Linked DNA regions of Homo sapiens: region 2 is linked to region 1. The links are chromatin loops, found by intact Hi-C in ENCODE. Cell type or tissue: PC-3. All regions are shown on one strand. Links, peaks and the distances in the headings refer to the core of each region. The heading gives the core; the rest is flanking DNA. Region 1 holds the start of LOC124906088 (a long non-coding RNA gene). Region 2 has its middle 31 kb from the start of STK39.

Region 1 (5,390 bases), core at 250-5,249:
TTGAATATTTATGTATATCCTTTGTATATATTCTTGTAAAACATGTTATTATTTTACATGCTTCTTTTTCTGAGGTGTAATCCACATAACATAAAATTATCCATTTAAGATTAACAATTCAGTGGCATTTAGTACATTCACGACGTTGTTTAACCATCACCTCTGTCTAGTTCCAAAACATTTCCACCATTCCCCATACCATGAAACAGTTACTTTCCATTTTCCCTTCTCCCAGCCCCTGGCGACCACCTGTTCTGGATATACGTCATATCCAGAATACAAATGGAATTAAACAGTATGTGATTTACCTATTCTGGATACACTATCCAGAATATAAATGGAATTAAACAATATGTGATCTTTCGCATGCATGTATTTTCAAATCAATCTTTATTGAGATCTAATTTACGTAGATAAAATGTACCCACTTTTTAGTGGACCTTGTGTTTTTTTTTTGTTGTTGTTGTTGTTATTTTTGACATCTTTCACATTTGCTTACAGCAACCCCACTAGGCAGGCACCGTCATCACCCTGTTCTGCAGATGAGGCTTGAGGCTCAGGGATGCCGAGTGACTTGCCTGGGATTGCATGACAGCTTAGGATGTGGAGGTGGGCAGGCTGGCTCTAGAGTCCATGCTGCTCCACCACTGTTGTCCACCGGCCTCTCAGGTCTTCACGTGGGCGATTTCAGAGCCTGCCTTTTTCCACACAACATTATACTGTTTATCAGGTTGATAAAAAGTGGCTATAGAATATTCTACTATTCGTATATACCATAATTGAACTACTTAGCCTTTGATGGATTTTTAGGATGTTTCTAATTTTTGTTTGTCAGAAACCATATTGAAAGGAACATTAAGGATTAAAGAAAATTCTAAAGTCATATATATTCATTATAGAAATATGAGCAAGCAAGGAAAATAAGCTAAAAACATATAAACATTCCCCCCAAGGTTAACTGCTCTATGCAGTTTTTCACATGGTGTTCCAGTTTGTCTTACACTTTTTTTTTTTTTTTTTTTTAAATATGGCTGGCTTTTGTCACCCAGGCTAAGCTGGAGTGCAGTGGTGTGATCTTGGCTCACTGCAACCTCCACCTCCTGGGCTCAGGTGATCCTCCCACCTCAGCCTCCCGAGTAGCTGGGAATACAGGCACACATCACGATGCCCGCCTAATGTTTTTGTTTTTTGTAGAGACAGGGTTTTGCTATTTTGCCCAGGCTGGTCCTCTATATATTTTTTTTTAATAGGAAAAAAGCACTTGAGAAAGGACGATATCATAAATGAAGTTTTGTAATAGAAAGTTTATAGTATACTGTGAACATCTTTTTATCTAACAATAGTGAATATTTACTAAGTGCTTAACACATGACAGGGACTATTTTCATGTTTTACCCTACTCATGGCAATCATTTGAGGTATGTGGTTATTATGGCAGATGAGATTTGTGTGTTTTTAAATCTACACAAATAGTTTTGTGCTCTAGCACTTAGTATTTCTCACTTTCTAAATTCAGCGCTATGTTCTTATGATTAATCCATCTATCTACCTTGTTAGACATTTGCTGTCACCATGGGTTTCCTTATCTCTTCTTGCAACTCCCAGTTTCCACACACAGCGTTGCAGGGAACATCTGTGAACATGCACTCATGGATCTGTGGGTCGAGTCACTGGGAGACACATCCAACAGGATGAATGGATCATGGGATATTTATGTACTTAATATGACTAAATATTGGCAGAGGCAGATTCTCCTCCATAATGGCTATCCTGGAGTCTATACTCTTCTGCTTTATCTTTTTTGTGGTTTCAAGGATGTATGTATAAATGGCTAGGAAAAAGGACCAGAAAGAGATATACCAAACCAGTAACACTGGGAACATTTACAAGGAACCCAGGAGGGAGAGGATGATCGGAGGACCCTTAGGCTGTACTGGTCATGATATGATGTGTTGTAAGGACAGTGTCTTCACGTGTAACTTACTATTATAATTTACTGTTTACAAAAAAGGTCTGAAATGTGACCTTTACCTGAAGTTTACAGGGCTATGCTATGAACACATTTCAAGTTGTGAATGCCTGGTTTAAGGTTAGTCATGGAGCATGGAATGAGTTCTTCTTTGCAACTTAGTGCTCTTTGAGGCATGCTCTAAACAGTTATCAGGTTATACCAGTGAGCCCTTTTCAGACATTTAACTGAGGTTTTTCACATCTCACATGGCTCAGAGAGGTTGAGTAATTTTCCCAGGAGCACAGGGTCAGGAGAGTTGGCCAAGGCAATGTGGAGAGGTGGGTCAGAACAGACAACTTCATGAATGAAGGCTTGTTCAGGAGGGCTTATTGGTCTGTACTTAAGGTTAGGGAGGAAGTCGGTGCTCTTTCCCTGCAGGTGAGATGGGGAGGAAACATTCTCAAGAACAGTAAGTTTCAGTAGCTTCCTTACGCAAACACTCCACTGAACGAATATATTCGTCTGGTCTGTTTGTTAAGCACAAGGTATTCAGATAATCTTTGCCTGACAAGCTGCTTTTGTTTCTGTAAAAGGAAGGTAACAGGAAGGTCTTCAATTTACGACTCAAGCTTTCTTCTTTCACCTCTTCTAAAGTGAGAGAAACAAAGGTTCTGGATGACTGGATGAGATATTTTTTAAAGGTGCCATTCAGGTTCCTTTTGGGTATTAGTTTCAACTGAGATGTCTCATTCTTTCTGTGGAACTAAAACGAATAATGATCAGTAAGTCATTTTTGAAAGTAACTGTGACAGAGTGGGGCAGTTAACCACCACCTCTCCATTCCCAGCAGCTGGTATGCACACCCTGATTATGGTATAGACTTAGTTAATAAGAGAACCAGTGAGTGTTTGTGTCAGAATTTTGCTTTCAGAACCAGGCATAGGAATTTATACATGAACGCCCTGTGCAGAAAGAGGAGGTGTTTGCACACAGCTACACTGACAGATTATTTTCCACTCTTGCACAGTGACTAGTACAGATTCCTCTCATGAGCTCCTCAGAGACGTAAGACAGGGCGTTGATGATGCTTTATCAAGTAGACAGTATGTTTGCTACCCACAACTAAGTAAAATTAAAATATAAGAATAAATTGGAAGGCAGATGCAGATATAAAGTCCCATCTTTAAGGCAGGAATACTTCCTATCATCAAATATTACCCAGAACTCACTGGTTTAGAGGTTGAAGGCACAAAGCATGGTTGAGAAGGCTGAACTCCTGGCCTGTCTCTTCACAGGGTTGGTGAACTCTGGTAAACTCTAGAACAGAAATGACCCTTATAAACAGGTGCACATATGTGGTGAGTACCTGATGAATGTGTGCTGACCAATAAATAATTACTACTACTTCCTCTTGACTCATGTGTTTGAAATGAAGAACAGTCACTCTAGTTGCAGTCTATACTTGTGTGGAGCAGGGAAGTTGAGCAATACATCCATATTTAGTAACACTCTTGAGATGAGATAGATGGGGTGGGAGAGATAACAGTCATTCTTTGCCTTTTGGGTGGATCTAAGTTAAAATATTTTTATTGTCTAGATTTATAGCTAATTAATAATTTTTTTTGCCCTAGAATATTGAGGGTGCAAGATTTTAAAGTTGGATTTAGAGGAACTGAAGTTTCAGTTTGTTCATTGTGATTACGTAAATAGAGAAAACGGACTAATACGTTATACTTTCTCTTTTTAACCATATAATGACTACTCACCATTGAAATTTTGATGAGCATTTTTTTTGCCTTATTTCAGAGAAAGACAAGTGAAATTATAATTAAGTTGTATATTATTTTGTGTAGATTGTCTCTTCTCTAGTGTTCCTGCTGAAAACAAAGAGGAGATTAAAGATTTTCCTGTTCAGATTTTAAATCCGTTATTCAAAGTTTGAGGCTGGGCGCAGTGGCTCACGTCTGTAATTTCAGCACTTAGGGAGGCTGAGGTGAGAGGATCATTTGAGGTCGGGGGTTTGAGACCAGCCTGGCTGACATGGCAAAACCACATCTGTACTAAAAATATAAAAATTAGCCGGGTGTGGTGGCAGGTGCCTGTGGTCCCAGTTCCTAGGGAGGCTGAGGCAGGAGAATCGCTTGAACCCAGGAGGCGGAGGTTGCAGGGAGCTAAGATCATGCCACTGCACTCCTGCCTGGACGACAGAGCAAGACTTCGTCTCAAAACAAAACAAAACAACAAAGTTTGATAGTTTGCTTAACTAATGGGAGTAGGTGTCTTGATGTGTGTGCAGCTTGTATGATCCAGTAACTGATAATGAAGTTTGCAACATCTCTAAGTTAGAAATTTTAATGAAACCACAACATATTTTCTTTCATAGCAATTCTCTGAGCCAGCATTTCAAGAAGGGGTGGGAAAAAAATGGTGATAAATGACCTTTGAGGTGAACTTTTGATATTTGCATTGCAATTCTTTGGGTTTACACTTTTAATTTTTAAAATTGCAGGTGATATTTGTGAAAAGTGTCAGTTTCCAATATGTTCACAGTAGTGATAGTATGACTCAAAAGAAGTAAGCACATATATGCCTATTTTATCAATGGATGTCTTCAGAGTTGGTGTGCCATTTTTGCAGCATGGGTGAGAATTGAGGTTTTTCTAATTACATGAGTTTCTTTCTTCCTTCCTTCCTTCCTTCCTTCCTTCCTTCCTTCCTTCCTTCCTTCCTTTCTTTCCTTTCTTTCCTATTTTTTTTTTTTTTTTGAGATAGAGTCTCACTTTGTCACCCAAGCTGGAATGTAATGGTGATCTTGGCTCATTGCAACCTCTGCCTCCCAGGCTCAAGCAATTCTCTTGCTTCAGCCTCCTGGATAGCTGGGATTATAGACGCCTGCCACCACGCCTGATTAGTTTTTGTATTTTTAATAGAGACTGGGTTTCACCATGTTGGCCAGGCTGGTCTCGAACTCCTGACCTTAAGTGATCTGCCTGCCTCGGCCTCCCAAACTGTTGGGATTACAGGCGTGAGCCTCCGCACCCAGCCTAATTACATTAGTTTCTTTCTTTTCGTTTGTTTCTGAGACAGAGTTTTGCTCTTGTCGCCCCAGGCTGGAGTGCAGTGGTGCGATCTCGGCTCACTCCAACCTCTGCCTCCTGGGTTCAAGTGATTCTTCTGCCCCAGCCAACCGAGTAAGTAGCTGGGATTACGGGCATGTGCCACCGTGCCCGGCTAATTTTGTATTTTTAGTAGAGATGGGGTTTCTCCATGTTGGTCAGGCTAGTCTCAAACTCCTGACCTCAGGGGATCTGCCCACCTCCGCCTCCCAAAGTGCTGGGATTACAGGCGTGAGCCACCGCGCCAGGCCTTACATTAGTTTCTTATAGTAAGAGAAAGGTTTCAAAGTTATATATATCTAAGAATACACCTACCTTCATAG
Region 2 (5,390 bases), core at 92-5,091, 67 kb before region 1:
TGCAAGAAATGAAGCACTCTCCTTTCAGTTCAGTAGTTCATTTCTTGCAGGTGGGTAGATTGGGCGGTGCCCAGAATACTCTGTGAAGTAATCTTATTCTTGTGAAAGGGTGGAGAACTTGTAGTACCCTTAGGACATGAGGATAGTAATATTTAGCATCCAGCTGTTGTGAAGATTACTTCTAGCTGTTGTGAAGATTACTTAAATGGCATGTGTGGATCCTTTAGCACAAATCTTGTCTTATAATAAATGCACAATAAACACTAGCTATTGTGATTAGCGGTATAACTAGAATCTCTTTAGGATGATGGGAGAAAATCATCAGATATAGAAACATATATAACATTTTGAACAGCTGCAGCCAATCTGAATCATCACAGTAAGTTGTTCCTGAAGAAATAAGAAGTTTGGAAACTTCTAATGTATGCTTTCAACAAGACTGATAAAGACAATACATTGATAAAACTATGACACATAACCATGAAAAGGAAAATAATTGAGAGTAGGAAAGAGCTCTTGGAAATGCAAATCACAGCTCCTAAATTATAAACAATAAGAAGAAATAAAAGCAAATGAAATATGATAAAACTTTGATTCAGGGAATTAGGAAACATGTTCAAGAAATTTTCCCAGAACTTAAAAAGACAAATTCAAAATGATGAAAAAAAAAAAAAGGTTAGATGCCAGAGCACTAGCCCCTGCCTGTAGTCCTAGCTACTCAGGAGGATAAGGTGAGAGGATCACTTAAAGCCAGGAGTTGGAGGTGATAGTGTGCTATGATCACACCTGTGAATAGCCATTGCACTCCAGCCTGGGCAACATAGCAAGCCCCTGTCTCAAAAAGCAAAAAAAGAAAGGTAAATATGTTGTCATAAGTTTAAAGATCATTTGTATTTCTTTCTGTTCATATCCTATGCCTGTTTATTAATTGGGCTGTGAGTGTTTTGCTACCTAATTGCTGGCAACCCTATATTGGAGAGGGAATCATATTTTGTAGCGTTAGCTGCAAAAAATTTTCTAATTTATCACATATACTTCTTAAAATTATTCTAGGCAATCAAAGATTGGTCCATAATAAAAAAATTGAAATATGGACAGTGTAGTTTAACCATTAACAAAATAAAAATGTCAAATCACCAAAAGGGGAAAAAAGCAAGGATCCTAACACAACATAGTAAATAATTTTTAAAAAAACAGCAAGAAAGCATAAAATATATAAAAAAAGAAGGGAAACCATGTATATCCATTCCTTAATAAATACAAGTAACTTGAAGTTAAATAATAAAGATCTTCATATTGAGTCAAAAAATCATGTCCAAGTATAACTTGTTAATAAAAAGGTAAAAATAAAGTTATGTGTGAGAGTAAAACAAAGGAAAAGTGCCATTATTATTATCAAACTAGAAATTGAGAAAAAGATCATTAAATGGAACAAAGAATCATTTTATATTAAGGGTAGAATACACAACAGAAATACAGTATTAATTTCTATAAGCTAAATGATATAACTTTAAAATATGAAACTGACAAAACCATTAGTGGGAATATTTAAACATACCTCCATCTGTTTTTATATATCGAGTGGACAAAAATTAAATAAGAAAAGAGAGAAACTGAAAAAGCAAGTATAAGTACAAAGACAAATTTTTGAATAAACTCTGCCAGAGTTCAATTTTTCCATATGTATAAGAGTGAATCAAAATGTTCCATGCTTAATAAGAAATACATAGTAGATAGAACGGTAAATTAATTAACACAAATTTAGTGAGTTCATTTACAACTTAAGTGAGCAGATTAAATTTCTTAAAACAAATATTTTAGTAATGTGCTGGTAAATATTTTACAACCAGCTCTCTAGGGTAAGAAAAGAGCTGTGATTTTTAGCATTTGCCTATTTTGGTGGTGTCAATAATATTCCTACTCTGGCTTATTTCAAGCAAATAACATGAAGTCACTGAAAGCAGAGTTGGGAAGATATATTCCTCACTGGCTTTTGCAGGCTGGTGTGAGTAGGCTTTAGCACACAACTGATACATTTAATGACAAGTGAGCAAGCACATTTTCCTATAATGAACAAGTCTAACAAGCCTTCTAGTCACTCAAGCTTCATGGATAAATGGTCCAGTCTGGGGAGACACAGCAAAAACTTTATAATAAATAGTTAAGTATTACAAAAATCCACTTGCCTTTATCATGAAACATAAAAACAGGAACTGATTATAATGCTAACAAAAAACAGAGAATATGTAGATTTAAGACCAAATAATATCACTGCTACCCATAGCTAATCTCTGATGGTGTTCTTTGCTTATAGTATCTCCGTGGTCACCAAAATGGAAATAAAAAGTAAGAACAATTTCAACTTATCACTTAAGTACTTATATCTACAGATTATTCTCTTTTCAAAGCTTCTGATCAAATCGTAACCTGAAGTCTATCATTTTTTTATTCACACACACACACACACACACACACACACACACACAATTATACTCTACTGAGTATTCATTTCCTTTGAATATGAATTCTTGGTCAATATGTTATTTAATAATCACAAATTGTGAAAAAATTGAGAGAGGACATGATGAGATTGAACTTAAATATATAGAAATACGGCCATAAATGTCTACATGATTCTTTTAGTTTTTTGGTGGGGGAGGAATACGGTAAGGGAAGAAATTTAAAAAGAATCATGTAACAGATGTGGAAATGATGAGTAATACCTATCAGGAGAGAAATGTTTTAGGTTAATGATAAGCACATAAATGTATTTGCTCAGAGGGTTTATAAGCATTTAATTATGTAATTATGTACACAAGCATATTATGTACTATGTGGCAACAGAAACAGAATGTACTAAATTAGTGGATTTATGAGAGCATGTCTTGGTCAATTAGATGTTTTAAGGCATTGACAGGATCTAAATGTTTACAATCCTGTAACCACACAAACGAGACTGTTGGAGTTCGTCAGGTTGGAACAAAGGGTTCCTTTGCTGAGACTTAACTTTTTAGATACCTCTTCTAATTGCCCCACTGATTTAGTTAAGATTAGGTTCAGCTGGCTGGGCGGGGTGACTCATGCCTGTAATCCCAGCACTTCGGAAGGCCCAGGCAGGCGGATCATTTGAGGTCAGGAGTTGGAGACCAGCCTGACCAACATGGGGAAACCCTGTCTCTACTAAAGATACAAAGAAATTAGCCAGGCGTGGTGGTGCATGCCTGTAGTTCCAACTACTCGGGAGGCTGAGACAGGAGAATCGCTTGAACCTGGGAAGCGGAGTTTGCAGTGAGCTGAGATCGATTGAGCCACTGCTCTCCAGCCTGGGCGACAGAGTGAGACTCCATCTCAAAAACAAACAAACAAAACAAAACAAAACAAGACAAACAAAAAAAGATTAGGTTCAGCTGCAAATGACAGAAAACCCGAACTAACAATCAGCTAAACAGGAGAGAAATGAGTACTTCTTTCTTGTAGAGCTCTAGACAGGTGGTCCAGAGCTTTCCATGGCAAGGCTTTCCATGGTGACAGGGACCTGGACTCCTTCTACTTACTTCTTGTGTGTGGCCTTAACTTTATGGTGCCAGGTATGGTAACTCATGCCAAGCCACCAAATGGAGGAAAGGGAGAATGGGAGACAATGGGTGTTTGGGAGCTGTCTGGTAAGGAAGGTTCCTGGAAAGTGCCATACTCTACCTCCTCCTAAATCCCACTGATGACAGAACTAATCTTAGCTGCAATGGAGGCTCAAAAATGTTCTATTTATTTCTGACTTCCATGGACTCAGCCAAATATTTTATTATTGTGAAAGAAAAAGAGAAGGCATGTTGAGGTACCCGTAAGGTACTGATACTTGTTGCCTAAATACCAGTGATTAGAACTACCAAGAAGATCCTACTACTGCTGATCAAGGAGGCTTTTATCCATGTAACATATTAAAATGAAAAAAAGTATATGTGCATGATGTAAGTGCTAATTATGTGTTTTATGGAAGGATTCACTAAGACGGAGGATTTTAGTGAAATATAGGAGGCTTTTGAATAGAGCAGCAGGTGAAATGAGATGAGGAAGGCTTAGATGACAAGTCATAGAGACATTCTGGGTCGGCTTGCTCAAGAGCACCTTGAGTGAGTCACCTGTTAATTAGTACAGTGCCATTTAAAGTTTGTCTATAGACCAGTAGCAGCACCATCACCTGAAAGTTTGTCTGAAACGCAGCACTTGAGCCCCAACCCAGACCTAATGAACAAGAATTTCAGGAGATGAGGGGACAGGAACCTGTGTTCTAATAAGCACTCTGGGTGATTTTTAAGTGCTAAAAGAAGCATTGTTGTAGTAGATGGGCTTGAGCAATATAAATAATCTTAAGTTTTAAAAATCCACCTTGCTTGAACAATGTAAACACACTAAGTTTTAAAAATCCACCTTGCTTCCCTCATAATCCTTGTATATGAGAAAACATTAGAGCTGAATACAGAAGTCAGCATTAGTAAAATAAAATGGAATATTTACATATTTATGAAATAAAAACTTTCTTACATTCTTAAGAATAAATTATTTCCTATACCCCCATACATACAAGTATTTATTTATTCATAACTACCAACTGACATTATTCTTGATATGGGAAAATTAGACACATTCTCATTAAATCACAAGCAAGATATCAATACAATCATTATTTTTTACTATTGTCTTTTCAGAGTTAGCCAATGCAATTTGTCTCCAAATCAAAGTAAATATGATAAATACTAGAAAGGATGGCGTAAATTTGTCATTATTTATAAATCATATGATTGTCCTATTTTTAGAGAAATAAACTTGCTTAAAGAATCATGTAAGGCTGGGCATGATGGCTCACACCTGTAATCCTGGCCCAAAGAAGGCTGAGGTGGGCAGATCTCTTGAGCTCAGGAGTTCAAGACCAGCCTGGGCAACATGAGGAAATCCCATTTCTATAAAACACAAAACAAAACAATACAAAACAAAAATTAGCCATGTGTAGTGGCAGATGCCTGTAGTCTGAACTACTTGGGAGGCTGTGGTGGGAGGATCACTTGAGCCTGGGAGGTCGAGGCTGCAGTGATCTGTGAATATGCCACTGTACTCAAGCCTGGGTGACAGAATGAGACCTTGTCTCAAAAAGAAAAAAAAATCATGTGAAAACTGGGGAAAAACCTAGCACTATAAATATGCCAATTTTCCAAAGTCTAATCTAGGTAATTAGTGACATTGAACCAAAATTTAATTTTAAAAATACATAAAACAATCTTAAAGTTCATCGATGAGCAAAAATACCTATGAAAATTTTGGGGAGAAAACTGAGATCTTGGTTTACCATATATTATATGCACAAAAAAAGAGAAGGAAAATAAAACATTGCAGTAGTC

What was found. Peaks named below come from ENCODE experiments on the same cell type or tissue, not always from the same donor. Only the 100,000 strongest peaks of a DNase experiment are listed, where the experiment ranks them.
Region 2: a loop joins it to region 1, with 5 times the contacts of the local background. A loop is called at or near these places in 1 of 110 quality-filtered maps.

Annotation. Positions count from the first base shown.
Region 1 is chr2:168,209,323-168,214,712 of GRCh38, reverse strand. All of the region lies in intron 1 of STK39 (serine/threonine kinase 39), which reads left to right. LOC124906088 (a long non-coding RNA gene) reads right to left here and starts at 3,263. Exons shown (of 2, transcript XR_007087283.1): 1 at 3,181-3,263; 2 at 1,290-2,714. RefSeq lists an enhancer at 2,694-3,893. In PC-3, for the core only: no CTCF peak of the experiment used is centred there; a DNase peak (open chromatin) is centred at 3,372; H3K4me3 peaks cover 918 bases; H3K27ac peaks cover 3,853 bases.
Region 2 is chr2:168,276,195-168,281,584 of GRCh38, reverse strand. No RefSeq gene overlaps it. Among named protein-coding and RNA genes, the nearest start is that of STK39, 31 kb to the right of the region's middle. In PC-3, for the core only: no CTCF peak of the experiment used is centred there; no DNase peak of the experiment used is centred there; H3K27ac peaks cover 397 bases.